2 separate regions of the Homo sapiens genome follow, and region 1 is linked to region 2. A link is a loop called in an ENCODE intact Hi-C map of the cell type or tissue named here. Cell type or tissue: PC-9. All regions are shown on one strand. Links, peaks and the distances in the headings refer to the core of each region. The heading gives the core; the rest is flanking DNA. Region 1 has its middle 39 kb from the start of PDGFB. Region 2 has its middle 30 kb from the start of SNORD83B.

Region 1 (11,831 bases), core at 1,997-9,996, 78 kb before region 2:
GATATGCCTGGCTGATTTTTTGTTTTTATAATAGTATAAATCAATTCAGTGGATGAAAGACAGATGTTTTAACCAAGATTGTTGGAGCAATTGGACAACCATAGGCAAAAAGAAAAACAAAAGGAACCTCAAACTAAGTCTCACACTTTACACAAAACAAACTCAAATGGATCATGAACTTAAATGTAAAATGTAAAAATATAAAACTTTCAGGAGAAAATATTTAAAATCTAGGGCTACGCATACGGTTCTCACACTTGACACCAAAATTATGACCCATAAAAGGAAAGACTGATACAATGGACTTCATTAAAATTTAAAACTTTCTTTCTGTGAAAGACTCTGCTAAGAGGATGAAAAGACAAACTACAGACTGGGAGACAATATTTGCAAACCGCTGTCTGACAAAGAGCCTAGAACATATAAAGAACTCTCAAACCTCAACAGTAAAAAAAAAGAAAAAAATCCAATTAGAAAATGGGCAAAAGACACGAAGGTACATTTCATCAAAGAGGGTATACAAATGACAGATAAGCACATGAAAATATGTTCAACATCATTAACCATTAGTGAAACGCAAATGAAAACCACAATGAGACAGCATTATACACCTATCAGAATGGCTGAAAGAAAAAACCGTGACACCACCCAATGTTGGCACATTGGATCACTTATACATTGCTAGTGGGAGTGTAAAATGGTACAGCCACTCTGGAAAACAGTTTGCCAATTTCCTTTTTTTTTTTTTTTTTTTTTGAGACAGAGTCTCACTCTGTGGCCCAGGCTGGAGTGCAGTGGCGCGTTCTTGGCTCACTGCAAGCTCCGCCTCGCAGGCTCACGCCATTCTCCTGCCTCAGCCTCCGGAGTAGCTGGAACCACAGGCGCCCGCCACCACGCCCGGTTAATTTTTTGTATTTTTAGTAGAGACGGGGTTTCACCATGTTAGCCAGGATAGTCTCGATCTCCTGACTTCGTGATCCACCTGCCTCGGCCTCCCAAAGCACTGGGATTACAGGCGTGAGCCACCATGCCCGGCCACAGTTTGCCAATTTCTTTAAAAATTAAACGTGCAAGAACCATGCATACAACCCAGCAGTTGCACTCCTGGGCATTTATCCCAGGGAAATGAAAACTTATGTTCACACAAAAACCTGTACGGGAATGTTTATAGCAGCTTTAGTCATAATAGCTCAAAACTGGAAGCAACCCAGATGTCCTTCAACAAATGAAGAGTTAAACAAACTGTAGAACATTCAGGCGATGGAAAACTACTCAGCAATAAAAAAGAATGAACTGTTGATACACACGACTCCCGGATGACCCTCCAGAGAACTGCGCTGAGTGAGAAAAGCCAATCCCAAAAGTTTACACGCTGTATGCTTCCATTTACACAACATTCTATGTATTTATTTAGAGACAAAGTCTGTCTCTGTCACCCAGGCTGGAGTGCAGTGGCGCGATCTCGGCTCACTGCAACTTCCGCCTCCCAGGTTCAAGGGATTCTCCTGCCTCAGCTTCCTGAGTAGCTGGGATTACAGGCGCCCACCACCATGTCCGGCTAATATTTGTATTTTTAGTAGAAACGGGGTTTCACCATGTTGGCCATGCTGGTCTGGAACTCCTGACCCCACATGATCCACCCGCCTCGGCCTCCCAAAGTGCTGGGATTACAGGCTTGAGCCACCGCTCCCGGCCTATATAACATTCTTGAAATGACACAATTACAGAAATGGAGAACAGAGCCGTGGGTTGCCAGGTGCTGAGGAGGAGCTGGGCTTGGAGGGAAGTGGGCGTGGCCATAAAAGGATGCCTGGAGGGATCCTCATGGTGACGGAAATGTTCCGAGTCGATGTTAATCTGGTTATGACATCTTATTATAGGTTTGCAAGATGTTATTTACCATTGCAGGAAACTGGGTAAAGGATACACAAGATCACTCTGTGTTATTTCTTACAACTGCATGTGAATCCACAATTATCTCAAAATAAAAAGTTTAATTTAAAAAAGTTTCTCGATGACAAGATCTGATATTCTATATCCACAGTAGAATTTAAACTGAAATCTGGCCAGGTGCGGTGGCTCACGCCTGTAATTCCAGCAATTTGAGAGGCCAAGGCGGGTGGATCACCTGAGGTCAGGAGTTTGAGACCAGCCTGGCCAACATGACAAAACTCCGTCTCTACTAAAAAATACAAAACTTAGCCGAGTGTGGCGGTGGGCGCCTGTAATCCCAGCTACTCGGGAGGCTGAGGCAGGAGAATCACTTGAACCTGGGAGATGGCGGTTGCAGTGAGCCAAGATCACGCCACTGCACTCCAGCCTGGACAACAAGAGTGAGACTCCATCTCAAAAAATAATAATAATAATTAATAAATAAATAAATTGAAATCTAAAAGGCTGGGCACGGTGGCTCACACCTATAATTCCAGCACTTTGAGAGGTGAGGTGGGCAAATTGCTTGAGGCCAGAAGTTTGAGACCAGCCATGGCCAACATGGTGAAACCGTGTCTCTACTAAAAATACAAAGATTAGCCTCTACTCCCAGCTACTTGGGAGGCTGAGGCAGGAGGACTGCTTGAAACCGGGAGGCAGAGGTTGCAGTGAGCCGAGGTCACGCTACTGCACTCCAGCCTGGGTGACAGAGTGAGATTCTGTCTCAAAAAAAATTGGAATGTGGAAATGTGGCTAAGAGTCTCTCTTTTTTTGAGACAGGGTCTCCCTCTGTCACCCAGTGTGGAGTGCAGTGGCCTAATCACAGCTCACTGCAGCCTTGAACTCCTAGGCTCAGACGTTCCTGGCCTCAGCTTCCCAGCGGTCTTTGTTGTAGGCAGCTTGAAGGATTCTCATTGGCACAGAAGATTAAACAATGCCTTTCCATTTTAATAAATATCTGCAATCAAAATAAACAATGTTCAGTCAGAATCACCTTCTTCTTCCCCTCCCTTTAGCCTTCACTCCCTGAAAGCTACGGAGGATGCCCAGCTTCCACAGACCGAGTTGCTGCCGAGAGCATCCAGACGCAGCCAGGGAGCCAGGAACCACTGCCATCATCTTGGAGGAAACTCAGAGAATGGGAACTGGAGCCAGACGCCAAAGGCAGGCAAATGTTTGAAATGTTGAAAAGGGGCCGGGCGCAGTGGCTCACTCCCAGCACTTTGGGAGGCCAAGGCGGGCAGATCACCTGTAGTCAGGAGTTTGAGACCACCCTGGCCAACATGGTGAAACCCCGTCTCTACTAAAAATACAAAAATTAGCCAGGCGTTGTAGCAGGCGCCTGTAATCCCAGCTACTAGGAAGGCTGAGGCAGGAGAATCACTTGAACCTGGGAGGCGGAGCTTGCAGTGAGCCGAGATTGCACCATTGCATTCCAGCCTGGGCCACAGAATGAGACTCTGTCTCAAGGAAAGAAAGAGAGAAAGAAAGAGAGAAAGAAAGAGAGAAAGAGAGAGAGAGAGCGGGCGAGAGAGAGAGAGAAGGAAGGAAGGAAGGAAGGAAGGAGAGAAAGAAAGAAAGAAAGGTTGAAAAGGAGGAACTGTTGTTGATAACAGAAAATGTAAACTGGTGAGCCTGACATCAAATCCTGGCCGACTTCCAGGGTGGAGGAGGACACAGATGGCCGGAGAGGACCAGGGTGGGTACCTAAGTCACCAGGAGCCCACATGGTTCTCTAAGAAGCAGTTGTGGTGGCTGAACGTTTGGGTCTCTACAGGGCCACCTGGCTGGGAAACACAGGGAAAAGCCAGGAACCCTGGATGTAAATGTTGCTACGGCATTTGAACATCACTCTTGGACATTCTTGTGCTCAGATAAAAAATCGGGGCTGACCGGCAGCCTAGCTTGCTGGAGGGGAGGTATAGCTGATTGAATACACAGACCAAAATGTGGGGTTGGCTTGAAAACTGTCAGGATGGGCCACGTGTGTTGATCCACGTGGGATTGCACAGACGCACCCTGTGGGTTCTTACTGTAAAACCCCTGCGTCTGGGAAATGCTTTGTCTTCGTGGCACAAACTGTTCCTCTGTTCCTTTTGTCTCCAAGTCCCCTGTTACTCCAGAAGTCCCTTCTCCCAAGCCTTTTCTTTTTTCTTTTCTTTTCTTTTCTTTCTTTCTTTTTTTTGAGACGGAGTCTCGCTCTGTCGCCCAGGCTGGAGTGCAACGGCACAATCTCAACTCACTGCAAACTCCGCCTCCTGTGTAGCTGGGATTACAGGCAACTGCCATCATGCCCAGCTAATTTTTGTATTTTTAGTAGAGGTGGGGTTTCACCATGTTGGTCAGGTTGGTCTCAAACTCCTGACCTGAAGTGATCCACCCGCCTCGGCCTCCCAAAGCGCTGGGATTACAGGCATGAGCCACCGCGCCCAGCCCTCCCAAGCCATTTCTCTGGATCCTGAAGCTAGAGAAGACCTCAGAGAATGGTCTGATGCTGCCCAGAAACCACAAAGGTGGAACATGGTGCATCCCTGTTTTACAGACAAGGGAGGGGACTGATTCTTAGGGAAGGGAAGTGACCTGTCCTATTAGAACCCAGGCGTCAGCTCTCCACCCATCTTCACTTGGTCAAAGTTGGAGGAAAGGGGGCCTTCAGCAGCACCAGGAGGGAATGATAACCAGGCTTCCCTGTCCAGCGCCCTCCCACCATCCCCGCAGCCATGGCCCAGTTGAGATCTTCCATACCTGGGACATGCAGTCAGTCATCACTGATCCAGCCATCTGTGTTGGGAGCCTACTGTGCATCTAGAACAGCCTACTGTTCTAGATGGCGAGGGAAGAGGGACGAACGCAACAGACACAGAGGTCCTTGCCACAGTGCTCCTAGCCCAGCTTGAGCAGCCAGTGCCCCGCCCTGCCTTCCCCTCATCCACGGCCTCTGTGGTCTCCTGGTTGCACACAGAGGGTCCTATTAACCTCCGGAGGCCAGGAGGTCTGTGAGTTTGGGCCTCATATTCAGGAAAGATCTACTTCAACTTTCAAGATTTTGTAGACCCAAACACGGGTCTACAAATGGCCGTTGCATGGTAGTTGTGTCAGAAGTGTTAGTTTGATCAATGTAAACTATTTAGAATGCAGAATGGCTTTGCTACCCCTATTTGATATTTCTTCACGCTTTCAATATAACCAAGCCTTATGCACCTGCTCCAGGTAAGCACCCTGTCCTGGCTGTGACTTAGTGGCCCCCTCGGGTTGGGGCAGCTTCCATGAGCTCATGCATTTTATTTTATTTATTTTTTCATTTTTATTTTTTGAGACTGTCGCCCAGGCTGGAGTGCAGTGGTATGATCTCGGCTCACTGACACGGCCGCCTCCTGGGTTCAAGTGATTTTCCTGCCTCAGCCTCCCGAGTAGCTGGGATTACAGGCACCTGCCACCACACCCGGCTAATTTTTTTCTATTTTTAGTAGAGATGGGGTTTCACCATTTTGGCCAGGCTGGTCTGGAACTCCTGACCTCAGGTCATCCACCCACCTTGGCCTCCCAAAGCGTTGGGATTACAGGCCTGAGCCACTGCGCCCGGCCAGAGCTCATGCATTTTAAAGGTGAGAAAGCCAAGGCATGTCTTCTCCCCCTCCCCCAGCTCAGCCCCCTCACAAAACATGCACAGGTGCACACAAGCATACATGCATGAACATTTGCCTATGCACACATGCTGACCGTGCACACACACATGCACATGCACACTGGACAACTGCACACACTCCCGCCCCAGACCCTGGCTGTGCCCTCCTGTGAGTCACAAGGTGACTCACAGGCACCTCCCTCCTCTCTGATCTTCAGGGTAGGGGAGAGACAGTAAAAGGGAGAGGGAGAAGAGATGTCTCAAAGCCAAACCTAAGAAAGTGACTTTGGGTCCAGCTGGGGCCTGAGGGACAATCAGGGTCAGGGCTGGGGATCCAGGGTGTCCTGCCTGTGCCAGCCCGGAAAACAAGGCACATCAGCACCAAGTCACCAAGGCCCTCCTTCTCTCACAAGCTCCCCTCCCTGTGGGCTCTTTCCCCGCCTGCTGGACCCAGGTTCCAGCTGGAGGGGAGGAAGCCACTAAGATGCAGTGGGGGAAAGTGATGCCCTCACAAACATAATACCACGACACCACACCCCGGGACACCCCCCAGTCACCACCCACAGCCTCCCAGTGGCTTCGTGGGGGATGTGGGTTGTTCAGACTGCAGCCAGCAATCACCAATAACCACCTGGCCCCAACACATCCCTGGCCTAGACACAAAGTCTTCAAATACCCAGGCCTTTTTTTTTTTTTCAGACAGAGTTTCGCTCTTGTTGCCCAGGCTGGAATGCAGTGGCGCGATCTTGGCTAACCGCAACTTCTGCCTCCCTGGTTCAAGCAATTCTCCTGCCTCAGCCTCCCGAGTAGCTGGATTACAGGCATGTGCCACCACACCTAGCTAATTTTGTATTTTTAGTAGAGATGGGGTTTCTCCATGTTGGTCAGGCTGGTCTCGAACTCCCGACCTAAGGTGATCTGCCCACCTCAGTCTCCCAAAGTGTTGGGATTACAGGCATGAGCCACCGCGCCCAACCTACGCTTTTTTTTTTTCAGCTTCAATCACCTGGGCTTGAGTGATCCTCCTGCCTCAGCCTCCCAAGTAGCTAGAATTACAGGAATGTACCACCACGCTCTTTTTTTTTTTTTTTTTTTTTCGGTTGTAGAGATGGGGTTTCTCCATGTTGCTCAGGCTTGTCTCAGACTCCTGGCCTCAAGCAATCCACCAGCCTTGGCCTCCCAAAGTGCTGGGACTGAAGGATGAGCCACTGTGCCCAACCTTCACCTGGTTCTTTACATGCAATCCCTGGGAAGGCTGTGTAGACAGAGTGGGAAGAGTCACTTGGCTTCACAGACGGAAGCCTGGAAGGGGCAAGGCAGGATTTGAAACCCAGGGAGGGGCTGGGGGTTCTGGAGCGCTAGCTTCCAGAGGGTGGAGGCCAGGTCACCGCTGATTTTGGTGGTCATGTTACCTGTACCCCACCCGGGCCATAACCTCCATGGAGTGAGCGGCAGGTGCGCTGGGAGAGCTGGGGGTCTGGGGTCAGGACTGCTGGGGGTGGGGCGACCTGGCCAAGTCAGCACCCCACCCCTGCCTCAGTTTCCCCATTTGAGGAATTTGCCATTGCTGACTCTTCTGAAGCTCTATTATACCAGGACTCAGAAAAGAAAATGAGGGTACCCTGAGGCTGTCTGCAGCTGGGCTGACTGATGGGGGGACCTCTAAGGATGCTTCCCCGCTGTTCCCCTGTTGCTGCCCCCAACTCAGCTGCCAGGGAAAGACGCCCAATATCCCCATTTCCTCAAAGCCCCCTCCTCATGGGAGTCCTCCTCTGGGCTGAACCCTGGACTCCATTCTCCTCTCCTGTCCTGGGGGGCTGGGAGGGAGGTGAATTGGGCCTGACCTGAGCCTCCTGGGGAGATGGGGCTTGGAGAGTAGGGTCAGCCCTGGGTCTAGAAGCTTCTCCCTAGCAGTGCCCAGCTGCTTCCCAGGCCATAGACAGGTGGCCTGGAGCAGGGCTGGGGCAGGCCTCAGGCGGCCCCCACACCCCTGCTTCCGCCTTGAATAGCAGAAACATTCCTACATCTGTCATGGGAAGACGGCCAGCTCCGCCTTCACCCAGGAAACCAAACATTCCCGCTGTGCCCAGCCTTCTTCCCACAAAGTATCAGGGCGTTCGGGGCACCCCACCCCACCCCATGGCCAAGGGGCAGGTGTGTGGGAGAAACCCCCAAGACCTGAGACCTCAGCTTCTGCTGCAGATGCCTGCTCCCTTCCTACACACACACACACACACACACACACACAATACTACCAGCAAAACACAGACATACTCACAGGTGCAAAAGCTCCCAGCCACACCCACAGACAGCTGTACACACACGAACACACACTGGCCACTCACCACAGACCCACAGAGAGGGGGTGCAAACATGCACACACAGTGTTGTTCCCTGCAGCTGAGCTCCCAGAGAACGGAGATCCTGACTCAGTAGTGCTGGTGCACAGTAGGTCTGCAGTGAGTGCCCTTCGGCACCTACCAGCTTTGAACCTCAGTGTGAGGGGTATATTCCTCCATCCACTCCGTTGCCCTCTTCCGCCGCTAGGCTGTGAGTTTCCATGGACAGGATCCTTGTCTGGGGCACAGCTGCATCCCCAGAACGAACACAAGACTTGGTACGTAGCAGGTACCATCCCACAGGATCATGGTCCTGCTGTCACTCCTCCAATCTCCCAAACCAGCTTCCAAGTCACTGCCTGATTCTTCAGGAGAGGAGAGGTGGTCTTGCCATCCTGCCAGAACCCAGGGCACCGAGCCCCTCCTCTCTCACGCACTCAAAGTCACCACTATCTGACCCCTCACCCCTGCACCCTCATGTCCCCAGCCTGCCCCGCCCTTCTCCCAGGACATGGTCCTGCCTGTCCTGCCTCCTGCCCTGGCCATACTCACTTCCCTGCCGCAGTCTGGCCAGCCTCAAGGTCAAGTTCACTGTGCCAGGTGTGAGGGTGAAGAGGACACCCTCAGTCCCTGTCTCAGGGAGCACAAGGCAAACAGGCAATGACAACCTAGGGTGGGGACAAGGGCTCTGATGAGGGGATGAGGGCACGTGGGCAGCTGTGGGGGTCCGAGGAGGGGATACGCAGTCTGTGGCCTTGCTTAAGGAGGAGCAGAGACAGCTGGGCTCCAGAATTCAAGCACTTGACCAACCATCATGCTGCCCTCAAACCATGTCTCCTGTCCCAGAAACAGGTGAGGGAGCAGTGAGGCCTGCTCGACAGCTGGGCCCGGGACTCTGCTCCGAAACATGCCTGTTGCTTTCTTCTCTCTGGCTACAGTTTATTTCATCCTCACTCAAGGAAGCCCTGGTCTCCGGGAGAAAGGCCACATTAGTCCTCCTCAGCTGAAGCCTTCACAGTCCACAGAGTAATTTCACAGCCCCTAGCTCCTTTAATCCTCACAATAGTCTATGGGGACAGATGTCTCTGCCTTCATTTTCTTTCTTTCTTTCTTTCTTTTTTTTTTTTTTTTGAGACAAGAGTCTCACTCTCTGGCCCAGGCTGGAGTGCAGTGGTGCAATCTTGGCTCACTGCAACCTCCACCTCCCGGGTTCAAGTGATTCTCCTGCTTCAGCCTCCTGAGTAGCTGGGATTACAAGCGTGTGCCACCATGCCTGGCTAATTTTTGTATTTTTAGTAGAGACGGGGTTTCACCATGTTGGCCAGGCTGGTCTCGAACTCCTGGTCTCAAATGATCCACCTGCCTCAGCCTCCCAAAGTGCTGGGATTACAGGCGTGAGCCACCTCACCCACCCTACTTTCATCTTCTAGATGGTGGGAAGCTCAGAGAGTTGTAAAAGCCAGGTAAAAGCAAACATTTACTCGGCTGTGTGGCAGTGAATTCTATAGGAATGTGTTTGGTGTCAGGTCAAAGAAAAATCCAATTTATAGTGGTTTAGGGAAGAAAAATAGGCGTTAATCTTTCTTCCATAACAAGAAATCAGGAGGCAGTAACGCTTGCCTTGATGATGGCAGGGCTGGATTTCCTGCAATCTCTTTGTCATCCTTATCATCTCATTACTACAGAATGGCTGCTGACCCGCCAACTGTCACATCTGCATTCAAGGCAGGAAGAAGGGAAACAAGGAAAGGGCAGTCTCCCTGGAAGTCTCTGTCTTCTGATGAGGATGAGTCCCCACTGTCACCCTCCCTGCACACCCCACAGACTTCCTCTCATGTCTCATTAGCCAGAGTGCCGTTATATGGCCACACTCAGACCCACCATCGGTCCAGGAGAATCAGATGCCCAGGACTGATGAGACCAGCCTCTGGCACTGAGATCGCAGCATTTCAGCTGGTTCCATAAGCAGACCAGGGCTCTGTTTAGCAAGAGAAATAAGGAGGGATGGCTGCTGGGCAGGGTCTGCCCTCCCAAAAATTGCCACAGGAAGCAGTTCCCAGGCATAGTCCCATTTGATCCTCACACAATCTCATAAAGCTGAGACGATTCTCTGCCAATTTAGCAGACAAGGAGACAAAGCTAGCAAACAGCAGAGCTGGCACCTAGACCCAAACCTGGGTTCCTCACCACTCTGCCGCCTGCAGGTCACCAGAGGCCTCAAATGCACGGGGCTGCTGCCGGGTGTCAGTTACATCCGCCTCACCTGCACCTGCCGTCTCTTGGCTCTGAGTGTGCAGGTCAGGGTACTTGAGTGCCCAGGTACTGACAGGTGACTGCACCATGCAGAGCTCCATGTGGCCGCTGTGCACTGGAGAGCTTTGCCCAGAGCTATGGGCTGAGCCCCTGCCATTGGTTCCTTCATCCGTCCAGCGTCTGCAGGCCCCAGGCACCAAGGCAGGCCTTAGGAGGCACAGGCGCAGATCCTGACCTCAAAGACAGACTTTGGCACCCAGTGCCTTCCTAATTCAAGGAGATCTTGGGTAGAATGTTTGAATGCATTCAGAGAAGAAAAACCTCACTTCTGGCCAGAGAGCTGCAGGAGCAGGTTTTTTTTTTTCTTATTTCTTTCCCCAACTTTTTATTGTATTTTTGTTTGTTTGTTTGTTTGAGATAGCGTCTCACTCTATTGCCCAGGCTGGAGTGCAGTGACATGATCTCGGCTCACTGCAACCTCCACCTTCCAGGTTCAAGCAGTTCTCCTGCCTCAGCCTCCCGAGTAGCTGGGACTACAGGTGCCCACCACCATGCCCGGCTCATTTTTGTATTTTTAGTAGAGACAGGGTTTCGCCACGTTTCCCTGGCTGGTCTTGAACTCCTGAACTCAAGTGATCTGCCTGCCTCGGCCTCCCAAAATGCAGGGATTACAGACGTGAGCCACTGCGCCTGCACTTACTGTGTTAAAATACACATAACAAAAAATTTACCATTGTAAGCCAGGTGCAGTGACTCATGCCTGTAATCCCAGCACTTTGGGAGGCTGAGGCAGGCAGATCACAAGGTCAGGAGTTCGAGACCAGCCTAGCCAATATGGTGAAACCTTGTCTCTATGAAAAATACAAAAATTAGACGGGTGGTGGCGTGTGCCTGTAGTCCCAGCTACTCGGGAGGCTGAGGCAGAAATATTGCTTGAACCCGGGAGATGGAGGTTACAGTGAGTCGAGATTGGGCCACTGCACTCCAGCCTGGGCGACAGAGGGAGACTCTGTCTAAAAAAAAAAAAAAATGTGCCATTGTAACTGTTTTAAGTGTACAGTTCGTAGTATTAAGTACATTCATAATGTTGCGTGACCATCGCCCCCATTGTCTCCAGAACTATTTTCATTTTGTAAAACTGAAACTCTGTATCCATTAAACGCTAACTCCGCAATCCCCCCTCCCAGCCTCTGGCAACCACCATTCTACTTTTTGTCTCTATAATTTTGACTAATCTAATTATATCATATGATGGAATCATACAGCACTGGCACTTTTGTGAATGGCTTCTTTCACTTAGCAGAATGTCCTTAAGGTTCTTCCATGTTGCAGCATATCCCAGGATTTCCTTCCTTTTGAAGGTTAAATAATATTCCATTGTACGTTGATATAGTTTGGATGTTTGTTCCCTCTAAAATCATGTGGAAATGTAGGCTGGGTGTGGTGGCTCATGCCTTTAATCCCAGCACTTTGGGAGGCCGAGGCAGGCGGATCACTTGAGGTCAGGAGTTCGAGACCTGCCTGGCCAACATGGTGAAACCCTGTCTCTACTAAAAATACACAAGAAAGTAGCCGGACACAGTGGCAGGCGCCTGTAGTCCCAGCTACTAGGGAGGCTGAGGCAGGAGAATGGTGTGAACCCAGGAGGTGGAGATTACAGTGAGCCGAGATCGCGCCACTGC
Region 2 (11,831 bases), core at 1,512-9,511:
TTTTGGAGAAGGAGGAGACCCACTACTTCCCTGGTCTTCTGGACAGACAACAGCAGGGTGAGACTGGCTGGGGGCTCAGTGAGCTTCAATTCCACATGCCGGGGCTCTGTAGTAGACTTGGGGAGGGGGGACTCTAAGGTCTCCAGGCCTCTGACCCTCCTACCCCCCCAACTGCAGGCCTCTGTTTTCCCATCTAGCAAAAGGGCTCCATCAGTGGTTTTCAAACTGTGCTCCAAGGCACCCTGGGGCCAAGAAGAGTTTGCAACCACCCTGAAGAGAGGATGTCCCCAAGGTCCTCCTGGGATCCCACCCACCTCCCTGCCTCCCCTTCAGTCCTGGTCCACCCCTGAAAGGCAGGATGTGGCTGCCAAAGGTAGGTAGGGAAAAGGAAGGCGTGGGGGGCTGTGCGCAGGAATCTACATCCTGGGGACCCGGAGATGGGAACTCCAGGTGCCTGGAGCCTGGCTTCCGGCTCCATCCTAGGGAAGAAGCCTCGGCCGCCGCCTCCCGGGATGAAACCGCCTGGCTTGCAGCCCAGAGCTCTTCCCGGACACGGTGCCGGCATCTCAGCTTCCCTTCTGGTGGAGGAGACACTCTGGAGCCGCTTGCTCAGGGCTTGGGTTTCCAAGACTGGATCATCCATGGCTGTGGCTACTGAGTCCCAGATACCCCAAGTATCCAGCAAGAGAGTGAGGCTGGGCCTGTGCCGAGCGCTGGGGACCCTGCCCATTCTGTTTGCATGAATTTAACCCCAGCACTCCCTTCTGCGGAGGAGGACTACCAGGTTGGGGGATGTCCGTGAGCAACAGGACGCGGTGAGGCCTGAGGCCAAATGGAGCACCCCTGGCCCTTCCAAAGCGGGCAGTGGCTACTTGGCTCCAGCCTGCAATGGCCAGACTTTTGATTTTTCAAGAGAAGCCAGAAATCTGGGTTATAATTTGAAATCTCCAGAGTTTGGAAAAGTTTTATGAGCAAAACACATCCACAAACGGGGCACAGCCCGCAGGCTACCCACGGGCAACATTATCTCCTGGATGGGTACAACCACTGCCTTTTTTATTTTTATCTTTTACTTTTTTTTATTTTTGGTAGAGACAGGGTCTTGCTGTGTCACCCAGGCTGGAGTATGGTGGTGTGATCATAGCTTACTGCAGCTCCGACCCCCTGGGCTCAAGGAATCCTCCTGCCTCAGCTTCCCGAGTAGCTGGGACTACAGGCACACAGCACCATGGCCAGCTAAGTTTGTTTTTTTGGGTGTTGGGGGGGATGGTCAGGGGTAGAGATGGGGCCTCACTATGTCTCCCAGGCTGGCTTTTTTTTTTTTTTTGAGATGGAGTCACGTTCTGTCACCCAGGCTGAAGCACAATGGTGTGATCTTGGCTCACTGCCACCTCTGGGTTCAAGCGATTCTCCTGCCTCAGCCTTCCGAGTAGCTGGGATTACAGGCACGTGCCACCATGCCAGCTAATTTTTGTGTTTTTAGTAGAGACAAGGTTTTACCATGTTGCCAAGGCTGCTCCCGAACTCCTGACCTCAGGTGATCCTCCTGCCTCAGTCTCCTAAAGTGCTAGGATTACAGGCGTGAGCCACTGCGCCTGGCCCCAGGCTGGTCTTGAACTCCTGCCCTCAAGCGATCCTCGTGCATCGACAGCTCAAAGTGCTGAAATTACAGGCATAGGCCACCGTGCCCAGCCACAAGCAGCATCTTGCAGATGAGAACACTGAGGCTCAGGGGAAGCAACACGTGCAGTCCCCGAGAGGCAAGTAGCCCAGCTCAGACTCAAGCCCGTCTCCGAATTCCAGATTCCAGGAAGGACGCTTCCATGAAGCTATTCCTTTGCTTTGAAAAAAAAACAACCTTCCCTTTACAGCCTCGTCAAATAACAATGGAACACCCACCCATACACCGCAGCTCAAGGAAGCTGTTTCTGTGCTGATGCCTGCCATTCTCCAAGAAAAAACTCCGCCATTCACAGGGTGTGTTTAAGGCGGAGAAGAGAATACAAATGCATCTCCCCGCGTACCCGCCTAGGGCATCTCTGGGAAAATATACTCAAATACTCAAGAAACGGTGGGGGAACGGGGTGGGAGGAGGACTTCTCTCTCACTGCATATCCTTTGAGTATTTTGATGATTTGGACATGTGAACATATTCGCTCTTCAGCAAGTAAATGGTTGTTTTGTTTGTTTTTCATTGTTCCCTCAATTCATTCTGAGCCTGGGACAGGAAGGGGCATTTCCAGGTGTCTCTGGGGCCCAGAGCCAACTCCCTGGGAGCTGGAGAGAATTGGGGAGGGGAATTAAGCCTGGATGGGACCCCCCGTGTGCCAACCACCCTGCAAATCCCCACCCACCCCTGTGTGCACAAGTACACTTGGTCCTCACAACCACCCCAGAATGGGAAAAAGTTACAATCCCTGTCTACACATGAGGAAACTGAGTCACACAACCAGAAGTTATGGAAGCCTGTTTGGAGCTTGGGGGTCAGGTCCTAGGCCCACCCCTGCTCCTCCCCAGGCCCTCCCGTTTCTCAGCTGAGGATCCACAGCCTGGGATCTGTCACAGCCCAACCCAGGCCCCAGGCCCCAGGCTCATTCTCCAGTTCCCTCTGGTGAGCTAGTGGGGCGGTTCTGGCCCCAATGGCACCACCACACTCCTGCCTACCCAGCTGGGCTTGGAGCAGCTGGATTCCTTCTGGGAATGGTCCCATCCCAGGTCCAAAGACCATCTGGGCTCCATCCAGAGTCATTTCCACCCCTGAACCTCCGGTGCAGCTGGGGGCTACACATACACCCCCGCCCGCCCCATGGAGCCTGTGCCTGGGAGTCCCTCGGTACTTCCTGCCCAAGGTAAGATTCGCAGGCAGGATACCCAGAGAACACAAGGTGTCCCCTTGGGCATCTCACAGCATCGCCAGGAAGAGTTTGGCACCCCATTGACTCCTCCTGTGAAGAGACCAGAGAGATTAGACCATTAGGTTAAAGTCACGCAGCCAATGGGCAGGAAGATAAACTGTGCTGTTATTCAGAGTCACCTAGACCTGCTTTGGGTTATAGAAGAAATATGCCAATAGGGCCAGGCGTGGTGGCTCGCACCTGAATCCCAGCACTTTGGGAGGCCGAGATGGGCAGATCACCTGAAGTCAGGAGTTTGAGACCAGCCTGGCCAACATGGTGAAACCCCATCTCTACTAAAATTACAAAAAATTAGCTGGGCGTGGTGGCAGGTGCCTGTAATCCCAGCTACTTGGGAGGCTGAGGCAGGAGAATTGCTTGAACTTGGGAGGCAGAGGTTGCAGTGAGCCGAGATCGTGCCACTGCACTTCAGCCTGGGTGACAGAGCAAGATTCCGTCTTGGAAAAAAAAAATTAAAATAAATACATAAATAAAAAATAAAAATACAGAAAATTAGCTGGGCGTGGTGGCGCAGGCCTGTAATCCCAGCTACTCAGGAGGTTGAGGCAAGAGAATCTCTTGAACCTAGGAGACAGTGAGCAGAGATCACACCACTGCACTCCAGCCCGGGTGACAAAGCGATATCAAAAAAAAAAAAAAAGAAAAAGAAATATGCAAATATGGCAAATCCATTCTCATTGGAAAGGAGTCATACTATGCAGATGAGGCTCCCCACTGCTCTCCATCCCCCTCCTCTGCTTCACTTTGCTCCCCAGCATCTACCCTTCCAGACGTGTCACAGGGCTACATGTGAATTACTGTCTGTCTCCCACGAGACAAGGACTGTGTCTGTTGTGTTACCCACTGTGTTGTGTTCCCAGCACCTTGAACATAAAATAAGGAGATCATCCTGGATGATTTGGGTGGGCCCAGCACAATCACAAGAATCCCTGGATGTGCAAGAGGGAGGCGGAAGAGCAAGTGTCAGGGTCAGAGGGAGTGGAAGACGCTGTGCTGCTGGCTTTGAGGGGAGGAAGGAACTGCAGGCCAAGGAATGCGAGCGGCCTCTAGGAGCTGCAAAGCCAAAGGAGGGCCCATGAAGGCACAGGCCCTGCCCGCACCTTGACTTTAGCCCACAAGACCCACTTCAGACTTCCGACCTCCAGAGCTGTAAGAGCTCACATCCCTGTTATTTTAAACCGCTACATTTGTGGTCATTCCTCACAGCAGCAATAGGAAACTGATAGGAAACTAACGCAGTTACAGTGTGGGCTCAAAAACACTTTCCTCTGAATGTACATTTGTTTTGTTTTGAACTGAGTCTCACTCTGTCACCCAGGCTGGAGTGCAGTGACACAATCACGGCTCATTGCAGCCTTGACCTCCCAGGCTCAAGCGATCCTTCCACCCCAGCTTCCTGAGTGCTGGGACCACAGGCGTGCACCATCACGCCTGGCTACTTTTTTTTTTTTTTGAGATGGAATTTTGCTCTTGTCACCCAGGTTGGAGTGCGATGGCGTGATCTCGGCTTACTGCAACCTCCACCTCCTAGGTTCAAGCGATTCTCCTGCCTCAGCCTCCCAAGTAGCTGGGACTACAGGTGTGCACCACCACACCTGGCTACTTGTTGTATTTTTAGTAGAGACAGGCTTTCACTATGTTAGCCAGGCTGATCTCAAACTCCTGACCTTAGATGATCCGCCTGCCTCATCCTCCCAAAGTGCTGGGATGACAGGTGTGAGCCCCCGTGCCCGACCGTGTTGAAGTGTTGGAAAGTGTGCTTCTTCATTGGTATGGAGCCCCACCTGGTCAGCACGGATCCAGCCCCCTCTTGCGTGTCCCTTTGTGCGGAGGGTGCTCACAGAGTACTGGCAGGCGTCCAGGGCCATTTTTCCTCTTTCACTATGACACACAGTGCCACGAGCGTGTCCATGAGCACGAGGGGGTGTTTCCTAAGACCTGCCTAGGCCGTTCCTCACTGTGGGACCTCGGGGACATCACATCCCCTCTCTGAGCCTCAGTGTCCTCATCTGTTAAATGGAGCATCTGATGGTCCCTCCCTCACAACGCGCTCTCCCTATGCCAAGCTGGTGCCCTCTCCTCTCCTCTTGGCAGGGCCCTGCAGGGGGGCAAAGGACACAGCGGGAGACTCCACCCTGACGCTCAGCTGTGATCAGCGTGTCAGGCCCTGCCTGGCTTGCCCTGTGGAGCTGAGCTCCAGGGAAGGCCCAGCCCAAGCTGCACACGCACCAGGCTCACAGAATGAAAAATCAGTCATGGGTGCTTGGGCTGGGTCATCAGAGCCTCTGAGGTCAGGGGCTCCAGGAGGAAGGATCACAGTGGCACAGTGATGGGGAAAGCAGGACATCCGGGAACAGCCTCCACACTGGCCACCCCTTGGCTGGGGACTGTGAGCCAGTCACCATCCATGCCAGGCCTCAGAGTCCTCCCCTGTAAAGGAAGACAACAATGACCCCTCCTGGGCTGTGCTGGGGACCCAGCGAGGGAGCAAGATGTAAACAGAGATGGAAATGACACACTTCCTGGCCCTTAAGAAGCTCAGGTCTGGACACGAGTAAACAGGCTTTGACTTTGTAGAGAGAGGGGCTCCAAGAGGGAGCTGGGATCTCAGAGCCCCACCCCCACTCCATCCAGCCTGGGGAAGCAGGGAGGACTTCCCGAGGAAGGGGCATATGGAACCCTTGGGGCCGTGTAGCTAAGCCTGGAAATGCCCTTCTGCAGGGGTGGCCATCAGCCCTCCTGAGGCCCAGCAATGACCAGGCCAGGGCAGGAAGCCAGCCAGGGGACTCCAGAGGGGCTTTCTGGGCGGAAGTGGAGGTGGGGTTCCTCAAGGTGGAGAATGAGGTCAGGGCTTGGCCGACCCGGCAGGTGATTCCTCCTGGCCAGCCCCTGGCCTGTCCAGGGAGGCGGTCCCACCCCCAGGCCTGCCCCATCACCAGCCAGTGGTCAGGCCCGGGCTGCCTGATGCCCCCTGTGCTGACTCATGTCCGCCCGGCTGTCCCTGGCCGGAGGGAGGGGGCGGACCCTACTCCACACTTGACCTTATCAGGCCTTGCTGGTGTCCAGCCGCTGGAACGTGGGCAGGGCCTCGGCCTAGCAGGCACGACTCTGGACCTCCCAACCCCCTCCCTGACCTGGTTGGGCAGGGTGTGCATGAGCTCATGGGAGCCCCAGGCAGGGCAGGGCAGGGCAGGGCAGGCAGCGCGTCGGCCCAAGAAGGGATGAGGCCAACAGCCTGGCTGGGGTGCCCCCGTGGAGCTTGCCCGCGGCCCCCTGCCCGGCGGGACAGGGCTGGGCATGGGCTATTCTTAGTTCCCGAGTGGGCCCCAGATGTAGCAGCTGGTACCCTACATTCCTACCATACAGCCCAGCCTGGCACACAGGGCACGCACCAGTATGAAGGCACACACATGTGGACACACCCATGCACAAGAACACTCCTACAACTGCACGAGCATACACATGAGCGTGAATGTGCAGTGGTGTGCACATGAGCATGTGCCTACATCTGTGTACAGAGACACGCTCACTCCACCTGCCTTTACGCAGACACACCAACTGCTATTCACATGTGTACAAACATGTGCACACCCACCTCCCACAGGCACGCCAACATACACAGAGGCCTGCATATAAGGCCCACCCAGGTGTACACTTCGGGGACACCAGCTGGCTGAGCGTCACTCAGCAACATAAGCAGCCCCGGGTCCCGGCCTATGTGTGCACACATCGAGTGCCAGCTTTAGAGAATTCCATTCCTTGCTGGCTCTGCTAATGATGCCCTCAGGGATGTCCCATTCTGGCAGCTGTAAACAGGCAACGAGCACAATGGGACTCTTGTTCTTTCAGGTGTAGCACAGAGGGCTGGAGGTGCACAGAGGAGTGGCGGCCCAGTGTAGGGTGGTCAGGGAAGGCTTCCTGGAGGAGGGGGTCTTCGAAGGAGCAAGCAGGGAAGGACATGCCTGTTTGAATGAACCCAGCCTAGACTGAGTAATTTTCTCTGCTTAGGGAAATAACAACCATGGCGGTAAACCCTTGTCACGCTCCTATTTACCACACACTTCCTCGGCACCAGACTCCATGTGTGTCATCTCATTTCATCCTCATGACAACCTTATGAGGCGAGTCCTACTACGGTCACCATGTGCAGATGAAGCCCTTGAGGCAAAGACGGGCCTTGACATATGGCTGGTGAGTCTGATCCCAAAGCCCGTGTTCTTAACCCAGCCTGCAGGCACTGGTGGCGACTTTGTTGGTCATGGAGGGTGTTCCAGTTATCCATTGCTATGCTGCAAATGATCCCAAAATTTAGTGGCTTAAAACAAGAGCAATCATTTGTTTCTCTCACAGATCTGCAAGTCAAGCCAGATGCCGCAAGAAGGCACAGCACTGCTCTATGAGGCATCAGCTGGGGCAACTTGAGTGGGAGCTGGAGGTCCCATTGGCTCTACTGGGGCTGACAGCTGGCAGGGGTAGAGGGTCCTCTGTTCCTTCCCACACCGGCCTTTCCATGGGGCTGTTGAGCTTCCTCACAGCATGGTGGCTGAGTCCCAAGAGGTGGGAAGTAGAAGTTGCAGTTTTTTATGGCCTGGGTCCAGAAACTGACACAGCCTCACTGGCAACATATTGATCAAGCATCCACGGAGCCCAGATTCAAGGAAAAAGGACATAGACTCCCATCTTTCAAGAAGAGGAGTGTCAAATAATTGGGGGAAGAGCATGTTCTAAAACCACCAGAATAAGAATGGAGGGGACTCCAAGGCAGGCGACCAGTATCTAATGCAGAGCCTCCTGCCCTGTTCCAGACCTCAGAACTCCAGCCAGGGCCACAAGTCAGCCTAGTGCAGACCATAGACCACCCCACCCACCCCTGCTCATTTCCTTTACATTTTTTTCTTTCTTTCTTTTTTTTTTTTTTTTTTTTTTTGAGACAGTCTCACACTGTTGTCCGAGCTGGAGTGCAGTGGCACTATCTCGGCTCATTGCAACCTCTGCCTTCCAGGTTCAAGTGATTCTCCTGCCTTAGCCTCCCCAGTAGCTGGGATTACAGGTGTCCACCACCAAACCCGGCTAATTTTTTTTTTTTTTTTTTTTTTTGTATTTTTAGTAGAGATGGGATTTCACTATGTTGGCCAGGCTGGTCTTGAACTCCTGACCTTGTGATCTGCCCACCTCGGCCTCCCAAAATGCTGTAATTACAGGCGTGAGCTGCCGTACCTGGCTTTTTTCTTTTCTTTTCCTTTTCTTTCCTTTTTTCTTTCTTTCTTTCTTTTTTTCTCTCTCTCTCTTTCTTTCTTCTTCTTTCTTTCTTCTTTCTTTTTTTTTGAGATGGTCTCACTCTGTCACCCAAGCTGGAGGGCAGAGGCACAATCTTGGCTCATGGCAGCCTCAACCACCCCAGCTCAAGCAATCCTCCTACCTCAGCCTCCCCAGTAGCTGGAACCATAGACATGCACCACCACACCCAGCTAATTTCTTTTTTCACGTATTTTTTGTAGAGACGGAGTTTAACCATGTTCTCCAGGCTGGTCTTGAACTCCTGGTCTCAAGGGATCCACCTGCCTCGGCCTCCCAAAGTGCTGGGATTACAGGCTCTGTTCACATTTTTGTGTGTGTGTGCCAAGCACAGAGGGGCCACTGTGTGCAGCTACAGAGGCCCAGCTGGCCTGGCACCTCGGCTGGAAAGGGGCAGCCTCTGGGTAGAAGAGCTGGGTGCCCAGGTGGGGAAGGCATTTCACTCACCCCCTGCCAGAGCTCCCTTGGAGCCCCAGAGTTCCAGGCTCCTGGGTCCTATCTCCTCTGCTTTCTCCAAGCCCATTCCAGGGAAACAGAAACCCAGACAGGGCTTGGAAGATGTCACTCCTGGGTCCTGAAGTGAGACCCCAGAATAGATGTTCTCCTGAGGTCCCCTCTCCTGAAGTTTTATAATTCTGGGGTTGGAAGTGTCCCATGCTGTAAAATCCAAAAGTCTGTTTCCCTGCTTCTCTTTTTCTTATTTATTTATTTATTTTGAGATAGGGTCTCACTGTGTCACCAAGGCTGAATAGCAGTGGTGCAACCATGGCTCACTGCAGCTGTGAACTCCTGAGCTCAAGTGATCTTCCCACCTCGGCCTCCCAAGTAGCTGGGACTACAGGCATGCGCCACCACACCTGGCTAACTTTTGTATTTTTTATAGAGACGAGGTCTCCCTGTGTTGCCCAGACTGGCCTTAAACTCCTGGGCTCAAGCGATCCTTGCACCTTGGCCTCCCGAAGTGCAAGGATTACAGGCATGAGCCACTGCACCAAACCTTCTCTCCTTCTTAAGATTCTGAGTTTCTGTTTTGACTCTATTTGACAGCATCAGTCAAATTGCAAACGGGCTTACCCTTTGACCCAGCAATTCTCCTTCTAAGGAATCTTCCAGCCTCCAGAAGTCATCAAGCATGTGCAGAAGAGACAAGGCAAAAGTGTTCACAGTGGCTTCTTGTGTAACCAAGGAAAACTGGGAGCTGCCCCCATCTGCACCAATGGCCAGAGCAATTTATGGAACGTTTACGGAACACCGCGTCTGGTATGTGCCTATGAAACTTCTGCATTCAACAGACAAAACTTCTGCATTCAAAACACCACATTTCAAAACAAAACTTCTGCATTCAGCATGCCACAGTCATGTGTGGAGAGCAGAGAGGAACCCTGGAGGGAGGAGCTGCAGACGGAGCAGGGCCGTGGGGCAGGTGTCTACTGGTTTCCTGTAATAAATTACCATACACTTGGTGGTGGAAATAACAGGCATTTATTCTCATAGCTCTGGAGGCTAGAAGTCCAAAATCAAGGTGTCTACAGGGCCATGCTGCCTCCACAGCTCCAGGGGGCAATCTTTCAGCTTCTGGGGACTCCCGGGTTCCTTGGCCTGTGACCGCACTGTTCAATCCCTGCCTCTGACTTCACAGGGCCCTTTCCTCTCCTGAGTCTCTGTTTGCAAATCTCCCATCCCTTTCTCTTGTAAGAACACTCTAACTGGATTTAGGATCCACCCCAACCCAGGGTGACCTCATTCTGAGATCCATACTCTAATTACATCTGCAAAAATCCTTATTCCAAATAAGGTCACGTTCTGAGGTGCAGAATAGACATGAATTTTGGGGAGATCCTTTTCAACCCACAACAATGTGGAAGGCCAATGTGTCTTCTCCATCATTTGGTCCTGCTGCAAGGAGGGTGTGTTTCTGGACCTGTGTATTATTTGTGTATCATTTCATTTATGCCTAGTGTTCCATTATTGGGAATTATTTCTGTCCTCCTTCTCAAGGTCATTGCCAAGGTCTGATTGCAAAAGTTTTAAAAATTGCAACTTAAGGCATAAATGGGTTAATTTTTTTTTTTTTTTTTTTTGAGACAGGGTGTCTGTTACCCAGGCTGGAGTGCAGTGGCACAGTCATGGCTCACTGCAGCCTTGGCCTCCTGGGTTCAAATGATCCTCCCACCGCAGCCCTGCTGAGTAGCTGAAACTATAGACATTCGCCACCACACTCGGCTAATTTTCTTTAATTTATTTTTTGTAGTGATGGAGTCTCACTCTGTTGCCCAGGCTGGTCTCAAACTCCTGGGCTCAAGCGATCCTCCCTCTTCAGCCTCCCAAGTAGCTAGGATTTCAGGTATGCACCACCACGCTTGGCTAATTTTTAAAATTATTTTAGAGACAGGGTCTCACTATGTTGCCCATTCTAGTCTGGAACTCCTGGCCTCAAGCGATCCTCCCACCTCAGCCTCCCAAAGTGCTGGGATTACAGGCATGAGTCACTGTGTCTGACCTCATTTTAACTTTCAAAAAGTTCTAAAATCCCAGAAGACAAGTTGTCTTCAAAGATCCTCTGCCTCCCAGGGTCAATGACTCCAGTTTTCTGGGAGGCCCAGGGGGCCCCTCGGCAATGAGGTGGAAATCGTCAGCATGGCAGGGTGGACGCCTCTGATACCTGCCCTGCTGACCAGGCTGGAAGTTGCTGTGGCATCCTCAGGCCTCCAGATGGTGAGCCTCCCTGAGTCAATGGCGAGGTGATGGCCGACGTTCCCAGCCCAGCACTTGCTCCGGGTAGGAGCTGGGCACCTTGGAGCATGGCAGGGCTAGGGAGTGGGGGACAGTGGACTGGGAGCTCTGCCTGGTACCAGCGGCCCACTTGCCCATGACAGGCTCCTCAAGGGTCCTGGGCAGTCACAGATCCCAACCCCTCATTTTGGGGTTTTGTTTTGTTTTTGAGACAGAGGCTTGCTCTGTTGTCCAGGCTGGAATGCAGTGGCACAATCTCGTCTCACTGCAACCTCTGCCTCCTGGAATCAAGTGATCCTCCTGCCTCAGCCTCCTGAGTAGCTGGGATTACAGGCGCCCGCCACGACGCCCGGCTAATTTTTGTACTTTTAGTAGAGACGGGGTTTCACCATGTTGGCCAGGCTGGTCTCAAACTCCTGACCTCAAGTGATCCACCTACCTCGGCCTCTCAAAGTGCTGGGATTACAGGCATGAGCCACCACACTGGGTCTCCAACCCCTTTTTTTATCAATAGGGAAACCGAGGCTGACAGAGAAGAAAGGGCTTGGCCAGGGTCACCTCCTGAATTAGGAACCATGTGGCCTGTCCCACTGCTGCTCAGCAAGAACCTCCCCAGCCTCCTCCACACCTGTTAGGGCAGCCCCAGTGCCTCTGCCAGAGTGGCTCTTCATTCTCCCCAGCTCACCCTGAGAGGAGAGCGGGAAATGACCAGCCCTGTGCACAGATGAGGGAAACTGAGACTCAGACTGGCAGAGGGGCAGAGGGGGTCAGAACCAGTCAGCAGACACTGGGCTCAGATCCCCCCGCCAGTGCCCCAAGGACACAGAGACACCAGACCCCCCAGTGTGCCGCGGCAGGGTCCACTGGGGCTGGGAGGAGCCCTCCTAG

What was found. Peaks named below come from ENCODE experiments on the same cell type or tissue, not always from the same donor. Only the 100,000 strongest peaks of a DNase experiment are listed, where the experiment ranks them.
Region 1: it touches region 2 in a loop (5-fold over the local background); 3 of 110 quality-filtered maps call a loop at or near these places.

The regions. Positions count from the first base shown.
Region 1 is chr22:39,199,746-39,211,576 of GRCh38, forward strand. No RefSeq gene overlaps it. Among named protein-coding and RNA genes, the nearest start is that of PDGFB, 39 kb to the right of the region's middle. RefSeq lists enhancers at 5,250-6,189, 6,162-6,211, 9,634-10,134. In PC-9, for the core only: no CTCF peak of the experiment used is centred there; DNase peaks (open chromatin) are centred at 5,756 and 7,709; H3K27ac peaks cover 510 bases.
Region 2 is chr22:39,277,751-39,289,581 of GRCh38, forward strand. No RefSeq gene overlaps it. Among named protein-coding and RNA genes, the nearest start is that of SNORD83B, 30 kb to the right of the region's middle. RefSeq lists a silencer at 1-135 and enhancers at 120-879, 3,954-4,453. In PC-9, for the core only: no CTCF peak of the experiment used is centred there; DNase peaks (open chromatin) are centred at 5,381, 5,931, 6,681 and 6,972; H3K4me3 peaks cover 865 bases; H3K27ac peaks cover 2,590 bases.